Regions from separate parts of the Mus musculus genome. Here region 2 is linked to region 1. A link is a contact called in ENCODE POLR2A ChIA-PET data. All regions are on one chromosome and are shown on one strand. The core of a region is the stretch at or near the end of the contact, and the rest is flanking DNA. Distances in the headings are between cores, read along the strand shown. Region 1 holds the start of Cse1l (chromosome segregation 1-like (S. cerevisiae)). Region 2 holds the start of Arfgef2 (ADP-ribosylation factor guanine nucleotide-exchange factor 2 (brefeldin A-inhibited)).

Region 1 (5,202 bases), core at 1,720-4,219:
TCCCGGCAACCACCTGAAGGCTCACAACCATCTGTATAGCTGTATATACACATAAAATAAACAAATCTTTAAAAAAAAAAAAAAAGGACATATAGGTGAACACTCACACATAGAACATTAACACCTTTTCAAAGTCCTGAGTAGCGGAAAGCCTAGCCTCTTCCTATGGGCCCTCAGATGAAAATGAAGGTTTTGGGAACAAATACTTTTCCCCAAACATCTCACAAACGCCCATGATAAAATGTCCAAGACTCTTGTCTTTTTGTCAACCTCACTAAGAGAAGCATTTCTGAGGCCTTCCTTGCATCTGGGAAGAGGGAAAGGAACTCAATAAATGAAAATTAACAATACATCAAGAGATTAACTTAACATCTGTTCCCACCTTAAAAGTTTTTTACAAATTTATGTGTATCTGTATATGTTTCTGCCTGTATGTATACCTAAGAGTCGATGGAAGCTAGGGGCCATCAGATTCTCTGGAGCTAGAGGTATAGGCAATTCTGGCCCACCTGTAGGTACTGGAAACCACCCTTGGGTCCTCTGCAAGACCAATACATGCTCTTGACTACCGAGCCACCTCTCCTGTTCCCCGAGATTTTACTATAGGCATTTATTATATGCACATGTGCCACAGCATATGTGTGAAAGTCAGAAGACAACGTGCAGGAGTCAGCTCGCCCCTTCCAGCACTGGGGTCCCAGGGAACCCAGTTGTCAGGCCAGGGAGGGGTCACTTAGGGTTACTTTCCATCCATCCATCTTGCTCACCCTACCCTTGGCTTTTTTAAAAGAACAGTTACTGGGGCTGGTGAGATGGCTCAGTGGGTAAGAGCACCCGACTGTTCTTCCGAAGGTCCAGAGTTCAAATCCCAGCAACCACATGGTGGCTCACAACCATCCGTAACAAGATCTGACTCCCTCTTCTGGTGTGTCTGAAGACAGCTACAGTGTAGTTACATATAATAATAAAATAAATCAAAAAAAAAAAAAAAAAAAAAAAAAAAGGGGGGAGTTATATCCCCCATACACCACAAAAAAAAAAAAAAAAAAAAAAAAAAAAAAAAGAACAGTTACTAAGCACACTTCAAGACAACAGGAGTCTGGGCAGTAACCTGAGTCCCTACATCATTTCTCTGCTTCCACTCTGTATCAAACCCAAACTTACACGGCCACAAAGTCCTGCACCAGCTCTTCTTCCCACCACTTGACTTGGATTTTCCTAAGACGCCCCGAATTCCAAGTGAGTTTCTGTCCTTGAGTTTTTGTTTCTTGTTCACCTCACCTTTCCCTGGTTAGTCTCTGCTCAAACGCCACCTCTTCACCTGTCACCTCTGTCACGACCTGAAATACCTGAACTCACTCACGGACTCCTCCAATTAGAACGTGAGCTCCCTAAAGAGAGACACCTTGTCCACTTGTGATTCTTCACTATATTCCCAGGGTTTCATAGAATGAGATATTAAACAAATAAGGCAATAAATCAATTCCACAGTTAAAAGCACTGCTCTCTCAACCAATTCCTGTCTAGAGACTGGCTTCCCAAAGCCCAACTAGAACACCAAACAGCCAGAGGGGAGAAAATTCCTTTGCACAAATGGAAAAGTGAAGAAGAGTTGAGTGTGGTAGCCTACACTTGTAGAAAGATAACGCTCTAAGTCTAGCCTGGGCTATGAAAGACCCTTTATCCAAAATAAATAGATAGACAGACAGACAGATACCTTCCATGTCTTCATAAAATAACAGAGCATTCACCATGTGGCTCTCATACATGGGACCCAGCAATAAAAAGTTATCCTTAAAGATAACTCAGAGCAGATGAGAACCGTGAGAAACAAGCAGTAGTTACTACATATAAGGTCAATGCTACAGGACACATAAACGTGGGTGATGTGGCCATCGCAGTGAGAACTGAGAACTCCTCCCTAAGAAGGGAACTTGAAAGGCAGGGAGGGAGGCAGCCCCGCCAAGATCTGAGGTCAGCTGCTTCTAACATCACGAAAGCTGGGGACTTAGCATACAGGACGGGACTATGAATACTTAAAAGAGCCGGTCATGGAGGCGACAGTGCTTATGGAGAGACGAATGGCCATGGTCAGCAGTTCAGGCGAGCCCTCTGGGAAACACAGCCTGCAGTCAGCGGAACCTTCAAGCCACTTAACCGAATATGCAAGTGAAGAATCGTAAGTTTGAGGAGAGGGTAAAAATGCCATTTCAGTGGAAGAGATTGTTCAACACGTGAGGGAGCACGGTTTCCACGCCCAGCATCACCTAATTATTTAAAAACTAGGAAATTCGTAGAGAGGCAAGGACTAGCTCTGAATTACACTCCTAGGGAAAGACGGAGTGTGCGTGGGGACAGATTATCTAACTGGAAAGCCGGCGAGCCCCAGGCAGGGGAACACCATTCGCCTGTAGGTTCCTTAGGTCCTAGGGACACGAACGTCACAGCCAGCTGAAACCCGAGGGCCAAGTCCACTCTGGCGGAGGCCAAAGCCCCGCGAAGTCAGAGTGGGCGATCTCCGGCCTCTTTTAGAACCAGGGACCCAGACCGGCTCGGCCAGGTCAGGCCTCGGCGCGGAACAGCGCTCACGCTGCGGGCCCCGGCGCGCCGAGAACGGACGCGCGGGCTTGACCAATCCGCGGACGCCTACGCGGCGGCGCGACCAATCCCAGCAACGCTGGAAGGGAAGGGGCGGGAGCTCGAGAAGCTCGCGTGAGGCCGAGCCCCAAGCTGCCCCAGCTTCCCGGAGCGGTCAGGCCCGACCCAGAGGCGGCGTGCGGGGAAGACCAGGCGCGCGTCCTCGGGCTGAGGCCCAGATCCACCTCCCAGCGATCGGCCCCTCCCTCAGCCGCGTCCCCGCGGCCACCCTGCTCGCTCCATGCCTCACCTCGTGGGGACGCCGAGACCGAGGAGGGAATCCCAAGCGAGAGCTGCAGCCGACACTACCCCACTCCAGCCGCTGCTCCGCCTCACATTCAAACCCTGGCAAAATGGCGCGGCGGCTAAGGTGGCGGCCACTGCGCATGTGCGAGTGAGACCGGGACGCGGGGTGGAGCCAGGAATGCTTTGGCCCCACCCCGGCTGCGAGGGCCAATCGGAACCATTGCTCGGGTCTGCGGTGACGTCACAAGAGACCGTGCCTTTTGACGCAGGCTTCTGTTTTGGGTTTCTTTCCTCAGACCCTAGCAGGTTCTGCGAGTGGCTCCTAGTGGCTTCTAACTGTTGGATGGAACGTGCTCGTTCACGCCTGAGCGAAGGGACAGAGCAGAGCGTCTGTTCTAGGACAAATAGAATAAACGAATGAGTAAGAATTTCAAGCTAGGGGATAGCACGCTTGGTTAAGCAAGTGATAGCTGCGCAAGGAAGAAGACGGGAGTTCGAATCCCCAGCACCCACATAAAAGCCAGCCTGACTACAATTCCGTACCTGGGGAGGCAGACACAGGAAGATCGCTGGGGCTTACTGGCCGGCCTGTCTAGCTAATTGGTGAGCTTCTGTTTCCATAAGAGATCCAGCCTTGAAAACTAAGAGAGCAATGGATGAAGACACCCACATTCATTCACTCACACACACATGATTTCAGAAGCTGAAGGCGATGGCTCATGCTTGTTACCACTTGGCACTTGGGAGGCAGAAGCAAGACAATCGCCATTTATTTAAGCCCAGCATGGTCTACACAGAGGCCAGGCATAGCTACACAGTGAGATCCTTTCTCAAAAAAAAATTTTTTTTTTCAGACGACGATGTAGTTGGTGGCAACTTAAAGGTAACTGGGATGTTCATTTGACCCTTGAACAAGAGAAATCTTATCTTTTCAAAAGCCAGGAGACAGTTGTGTGACTGTACGCCTCGCAAGCAAAGAAAGGTGAAGGTCTAGAAGCAGGTTTTTGATCAAGACTGAAGCCTAGTGTTCTGTAGTAAGACCGGGCTGAAGAAGCCAGCTTAGCTTGCCTTCTCTGTTCCTCTCTGCTACAAGCTTACCCCACTTTACTGCACTGATATGTGTTCCTTCCTGTCTCTGGGTCCAGGAGTAGCTGGCTCACTTTGCGTTTTAGCCAGTAAAGGACAGGCTGCCTAGCTTGCCATGAATTCCAGGTCACAAACACTCATTTTCATAATCGATACTTCATGGGAACGCTTACCCTCAAAAGCATGCATTGTTTATGTAAGGTTCTCATTAAACTGTTTTTTTTTTTAAGATTTATTTATTTGTTATATGTAAGTACACTGTAGCTGTCTTCAGACACTCCAGAAGAGGGCATCAGATTTCATTACGGATGGTTGTGAGCCACCATGTGGTTGCTGGGATTTGAACTCAGGACCTTCAGAAGAGCAGCCGGTGCTCTTAACCACTGAGCCATCTCGCCAGCCCTAAACTGGGTTTTCTGTATCTTACCTGGTTGGCTTGACTTCATTCTATCATCCTGAGTTAATTTATGTAACAGGAGGGGTGCGTGGGTGCCATGGTAGCTGTGTGAGGTCAGGTCTCACCAGCTTGTGGGTCCCAGGGATTGAACCCTGGCCCTCAGTCTTGGCAGCAAGTGCTTCTACCCTCAGCCCTCCTCCTCATGCTGTCTGCAAGGCGTGTGAGTTTCTTGTGTTTCTTCTACACAAGAGCTTAAGTCTTACTGCTCTTCTTTATAGCCGTGCCTCCAACACTCAGCACACCCCAGCTGCTCAGTAAAGATGTTCTGGGGTTTTTTGTTTGATTGGTTTGGTTTGCTTATGACTTCTCGAGACAGGGTTTTTCTGTGTAGCTGTCGCTGTCCTGGAAGACAGAGCTGTAGACTAGGCTGGTCTCGAACTCACAGAGATCTGGTTGACTCCATCTCCCAAATGTTGGGATTAAAGATGTGCCACTGCCACCACCACCAGGCTCTGTTGCTAGGTAATTTTTTTTTAGATTTATTTATTTATTACGTATACAATATTCTGCCCGCATGTATGCCTGCATGCCTGAAGAGGGCACCAGATCTCATTGTGGATGGTTATGAGCCACCATGTGGTTGCTGGGAAATTGAACTCAGGACCTCTGGAAGAGCAGACAGTGCTCTTAACCTCTGAGCCACCTCTCTAGTCCAAATATATGTATATTTAATGTTAAGGTTTTTTTCTTTTCTGTGTGCCACATGCATGCAGTGCCCAAAGAGGCCAGAGGAGAGCGCTGTTTCCCACAGAGCTGGAGGTGACACATGGGAGCTG
Region 2 (4,799 bases), core at 665-3,164, 100 kb after region 1:
CCAGCCTGGTCTACAGAGTGAGTTCCAGGACAGCCAGGATTACACAGAGAAACCCTGTTTCGAAAAACAAAAACCAAAAAATAAAATAAAATAAAAATAAATTAAGAAGTTAAAACGTGAAGCCCTATGGCAAGAATGGAGTCTAGGAGGGTTCAGCCTGAGGCTCATGCCTCCCTCACAGCTGCTTTTCCAATGCTTACCCTACATTCCTGATAGAACAAAACCCAACTCTTGGCCCTGGTTTTCAAAACAGAAAAGCTTTAACATTTAGGTCTCAGTAAATCCCTTCCACAGACCCTGAATTTCACAAGATTAGCTGCTCAGGATTACACAGGCCTCAAGCAACCCCCAAGATCAACAACAGTTTCTGACCCTTAGGGACTCTCAAATGCTTCCCACATATTTGAGGCCTGAATCTTATTCACCGGGAAGTGCAAAGCTCACAAATCCATTCCAAGGTCTCAAGTGGACGTTCTCCTGCACCCATGGAGAAGAGTGACTAACAGAAACTCAGCCCTTCTGTTTACTCAACCTTTTAGGACAACAGGCCTTTTAACCAAATCCCATGGATTGCACAGGGCGATGAATTCACAGGGAGACAGCTCTGGTCAAATGTCCTGACGCTCTCCGTCCACAACTTTTTTCCTCTTGAACCTCCACACAGTCGACATTTCTTACCTTTCAGACCTGGGCTCAAATGTCACACTTTCAGACAAGACTACTTTCCTGACCATCCAACCTAAAGCAGACCTCAGGTCCTCTGTATCACTTAAGTCTTTTTTCTGACAGCAGTACTTATTAGTACTGTTTTGTCTGCTCTATCAGAACCTAAGAAGATCCACAGGGACAAAGGATTCCATTTCTCCTTCATAGACATCTCCTCAGTACCTGCTACACAGGCTCTCGAGAAGTAACTAAAGATAGGAGACTGATGTTGGTGTCAACTACCGAGCTTTTACCTAGTTAGGAGCTAGAGACTTCTGTCTTTCCACAATCCATGGATCCATTCAACCAGCAAATATTTACTGAGCAACTACTGTGTGCGAAGCACTGTCATAAATGCACAGGACACCGCATTGAAGCAATCAGACAAGTATCTTTGCTCTACAGAACCTTTATTTTAGGGACCCGCCCTAAAATGAGTAGAAGTCGTACACGCTGTCCAATGCCTGAAATATAGATCATCTTACATCCCTTCCAGGCGAAGCGCCCTGGGAACCCCAATGTTCTCCAGTGAGACATTTCCCAAACAAGCCTCCGGGGTTCCTCGGCACCAACCGGGCAGCTCTCTGACCTGCTCTGATCGCTCCCGTGGGAGAGCCCCCAACCAGCATAGTGGCGCTGAAGGAAAAACTTAAGATCGAGAGCTACTGCTTCAGAGGACTTGGAGATGGTGAGGGGAGGAACCAGGAAACGGGACAAGGAGTCGTGGCAAGGGCCCCAGGCAGGGAAGCTGGAAAACCAGCCGTGGCTGTCACCAACTTGCTAGGTGACCTTGGGCCAGTCTCGGCCGCCCCAACACCAGCTCCCACGGGGACAGCGAGCGGAAGAGGACGGGAGGGTGGGATTCGGGCTGGGAGGAGTGGAGGGCAGCAGGCCCGGAGGGTAACGGCCGGCGTGGGGAAGCCGGCGCGGGCCAGGCCGGGGTGGCTCACTCACCGAGCGCCACCTGGCAGGCCCTACGCAGCTGGGAGTGCTGGGGCCGCTTCACCTCCTTGTCAGCTAGGATCTTCTCCAGGGCCCGGGACACGAACATGCTCTTGGTCTGGCTTTCCTGCATGGCCCCGGCCTGCGGGGGCCGGCGACCCCGCGAGCCGGCGGTGCGAGCGAGCAGGAGAGCGAGGCTGAGGGCCCGGCGACCCGGCCGGCACCGGCCGCGTCCGTGCGCGCCGCCCTGTCAGGAAGAGACGCCCCGGCCCCACGGCGCCGCCAAGTTGCAGCGCGTCACGTGACCACGTGACTGGCGGTGTCGCTGCGTCTGCTGAGCGTCGGTCGACCCTGTGACCCCAAGGGTGGGGGGCCGGCCGGGAGGCGGAGCCAGAGTGGGGTGGAGTTCTGTGGGTGGGGCGGGTGGGCGGGGCAGTAGACCTGTGGTGGGGCGTGGTCTGTTCGGTTGGGGCGGGGCCTACGCGAGTGGTGCTGGTCCGGGCGTGTCTAAGTAGTATAACCGGGCCAGGTAGGGGAGTGATGGTCAATGACTATGAAGGGGAAGAAAATGCAGGTCAAAGCCTATAGACATGGGCAGCCCTGAAGGAAAGATGCAAGTGATCGGAGGTAGGAAGAGACTAAGAGCATGCGCTAGATATGCTGAGAAAAGCGAAAGAGGGAGTAAAGGGGAAAGAAAAAAATCGTAAAAAGAATTAGTGAGGGCTGGTGAGATAGCTCAGTGTTTAAGAGCACCGACTGCTCTTCCAAAGGTCCTGAGTTCAAATCCCAGCAACCACATGGTGGCTCACAACCACCCGTAATGAAATCTGATGCCTTCTTCTGGAGTGTCTGAAGACAGCTACAGTGTACACATAATAAATAAATAAATAAATAAATAAATAAATAAATCTTTAAAAAAAAGAATTAGTGAGAGTAATAATAGTCGAGAGAAGAGAGATGGGCAAAAGGAAGTGAATGGAATGAGAGAGGTGACAGAGAGTAGGGAAGGTCAGATGCCGGATCCAGGAAGGGCAGAGAAATCAGGGATGGAAAGGAGGCTCAGGGAAGTTAAGAACCAGGACTGAGGATGAAGCCAGAAGGGAAGAGAGAAGAGAGAGGAGGGGAGGGGAAAGAAGGGTAGGCTGGAAGGTATATTCACGGTGTCTATCTCTTCCAGATTTGTATCTCTGACAGCAAACCACACCAGCCCTGGACACAGTCCTGCTGCCACAGGAGAGAGAGCTCCTGGCGGGCCAGTTTGTAAGAAGTAATCCTTCTGTCGCTAGAGTTTTACTTGTTTGTTTTGTTTGTTGTTGTTGTTTTGATACAATCCTGATGTGTATCGCCGGCTGTCCTTGACCTTGAACTCAATGTCCTCTCTGGGATGAGGGACTGAGTTGCATATTTTACATACCAAAGCTGACCTGGCCTCCAGGTTCTCCCAGCATCCCTCAGTCCCTACCTGGCATCCCCTGCTCCCAACCCTGAACTTTCCAGCACAAGGGTTGGGCTGCCCTTCTCCTTCCTTTTCACTCAGAGGCAGAGGCTCTTCCAGACATTTTGGCTTCTCTCTCTCTCTCTCTCTCTCTCTCTCTCTCTCTTTCTCTCTCTCTCTGCAAGCACTCTTCCTCTCTTCCCATGGCGACTTGCCTTGCCTCCTTCCTCAGGACCAGTGAACTCAACTGAGAGCAGCTTCGCAGCTTCCCAGGAAACCTACATTTAATATAATCTTACCTCTCTTGAATTGGCTCAATTCACCGGCAGGGAAATAACTTATCACCCTCCTGAGCTGGGATTGTAGGAGGAAGCCACCACACCTGAACATCTGCTTTCTAAGTGCCAGTCTGTGCCAATGCTACCAACAACTCCCCTTTTCCTGGTCTGTTTTCATCAGCCTCCAGTACGGAGGACAAAACCGGAGAAGAAACTGAGCCAGGTGGCCAGTGTGGCATGGCCGGTACCTGAGTGGAAGACAGGGCCTTGTCTTGACAGTACTGATGCTTCCCACACCACCCCTTGCTTTTTTCCCACAGGGCAGCCTTGATACTTTGTCTCACAAGAAGCAGACAGTTCTTCCTCATGGAAATTTTGGGAATGTCCCATGCCACCATGTTCAAATGCTCAACTCAAATATCCATTGTCACTGTGTCCCCTAGCTAATAGCTAATATTTATAATAGCATTTGTGGACCTTTTGTATTTTCAGTTTGTGGGGCTCTGCCCCTGGACTGGGGTGGGGGGGAGGGTCCAGTCCAGAGGCAGGTGGAACACTTCAAGTTTGTAAATTCCACTGATTACAATGTGACTCAGAACTACAGCTGGGCCTCAGAACAGATACCACACAAGGCTGGTAGGGCTGCAGCCGCAGCAGGTGTAATTGTGCCTGTTTGTCCACTGAATTAAAATTAGTAACTTACACACTGCTTTCTTGTGGCCTTTTTTTGTTGTTGTTGTTTTGTTTTTTTGTTTTTTGAGGCAGGGTTTCTCTGTGTAGCCCTGGCTGTCCTGGAACTCACTCTGTAGACCAGGCTGGCCTCGAGAGATCCGCCTACCTCTGCCTTCCAAGCGCTGGGATCAAAGGCATGTGCCACTACTACCTGGCTTGGCTCATCTTTTTAAGGTCATTATCATTGATTAAAACTATGAGAATAGAAGATGTTATTATCATGAGTTTCTTTTCAAAATAGTTACTGGAGGCCTTTGGTTACAAAATGGTATGTCCTACCCACTGAGATTGTAAGCTGTAAGCGCCACTGGCCCTGCCTGCCATGTAGTTTTCAGCTCAATGTTACAAAAGAGGGGCCTCTCTAGCACCCTTTCTGAAGGCCCTCCATCACCACCTGTTTCCATGGCATCCTGTTCGATTTTTAAAAATTAGATGTTTATTTACATTGCAAATTTACCCCCTTTCTCATTTTCCCCGTGAAAACCCTATTCCATCCCCCCTCCACCAGCTCACTAACCCACCCACTCCCACTTCCGTCCTGGCATTCCCCTACACTTGGGCATTGAGCCTTCACAGGACCAAGGGCTTTTCCTCTCATTGGTATCCCACAAGGCCATCCTCTGCTACATATGCAGCTGGAGTCATGAGTTCCACCATGTGTACTCTTTGGTTGGTGGTTTAGTCCCTGGGAGCTCTGGGGGTAGTGG

What was found. ChIA-PET counts read pairs that join two places held with the same protein, here RNA polymerase II (POLR2A).
Region 2: POLR2A ChIA-PET joins it to region 1 with 19 read pairs in embryonic stem cell. The contact joins the promoter of Arfgef2 here to the promoter of Cse1l in region 1. POLR2A ChIA-PET finds 5 or more read pairs at or near these places in 3 of 5 experiments (Patski and embryonic stem cell).

Annotation. Positions count from the first base shown.
Region 1 is chr2:166,903,863-166,909,064 of GRCm38, reverse strand. Cse1l (chromosome segregation 1-like (S. cerevisiae)) reads right to left here and starts at 2,969. Exons shown (of 25, transcript NM_023565.3): 1 at 2,888-2,969. It overlaps Gm31204 (a long non-coding RNA gene), which reads left to right and starts at 1,771. Exons shown (of 3, transcript XR_866966.3): 1 at 1,771-3,486.
Region 2 is chr2:166,802,696-166,807,494 of GRCm38, reverse strand. It overlaps Arfgef2 (ADP-ribosylation factor guanine nucleotide-exchange factor 2 (brefeldin A-inhibited)), which reads right to left and starts at 1,914. Exons shown (of 39, transcript NM_001085495.2): 1 at 1,660-1,914. The coding sequence starts at 1,780.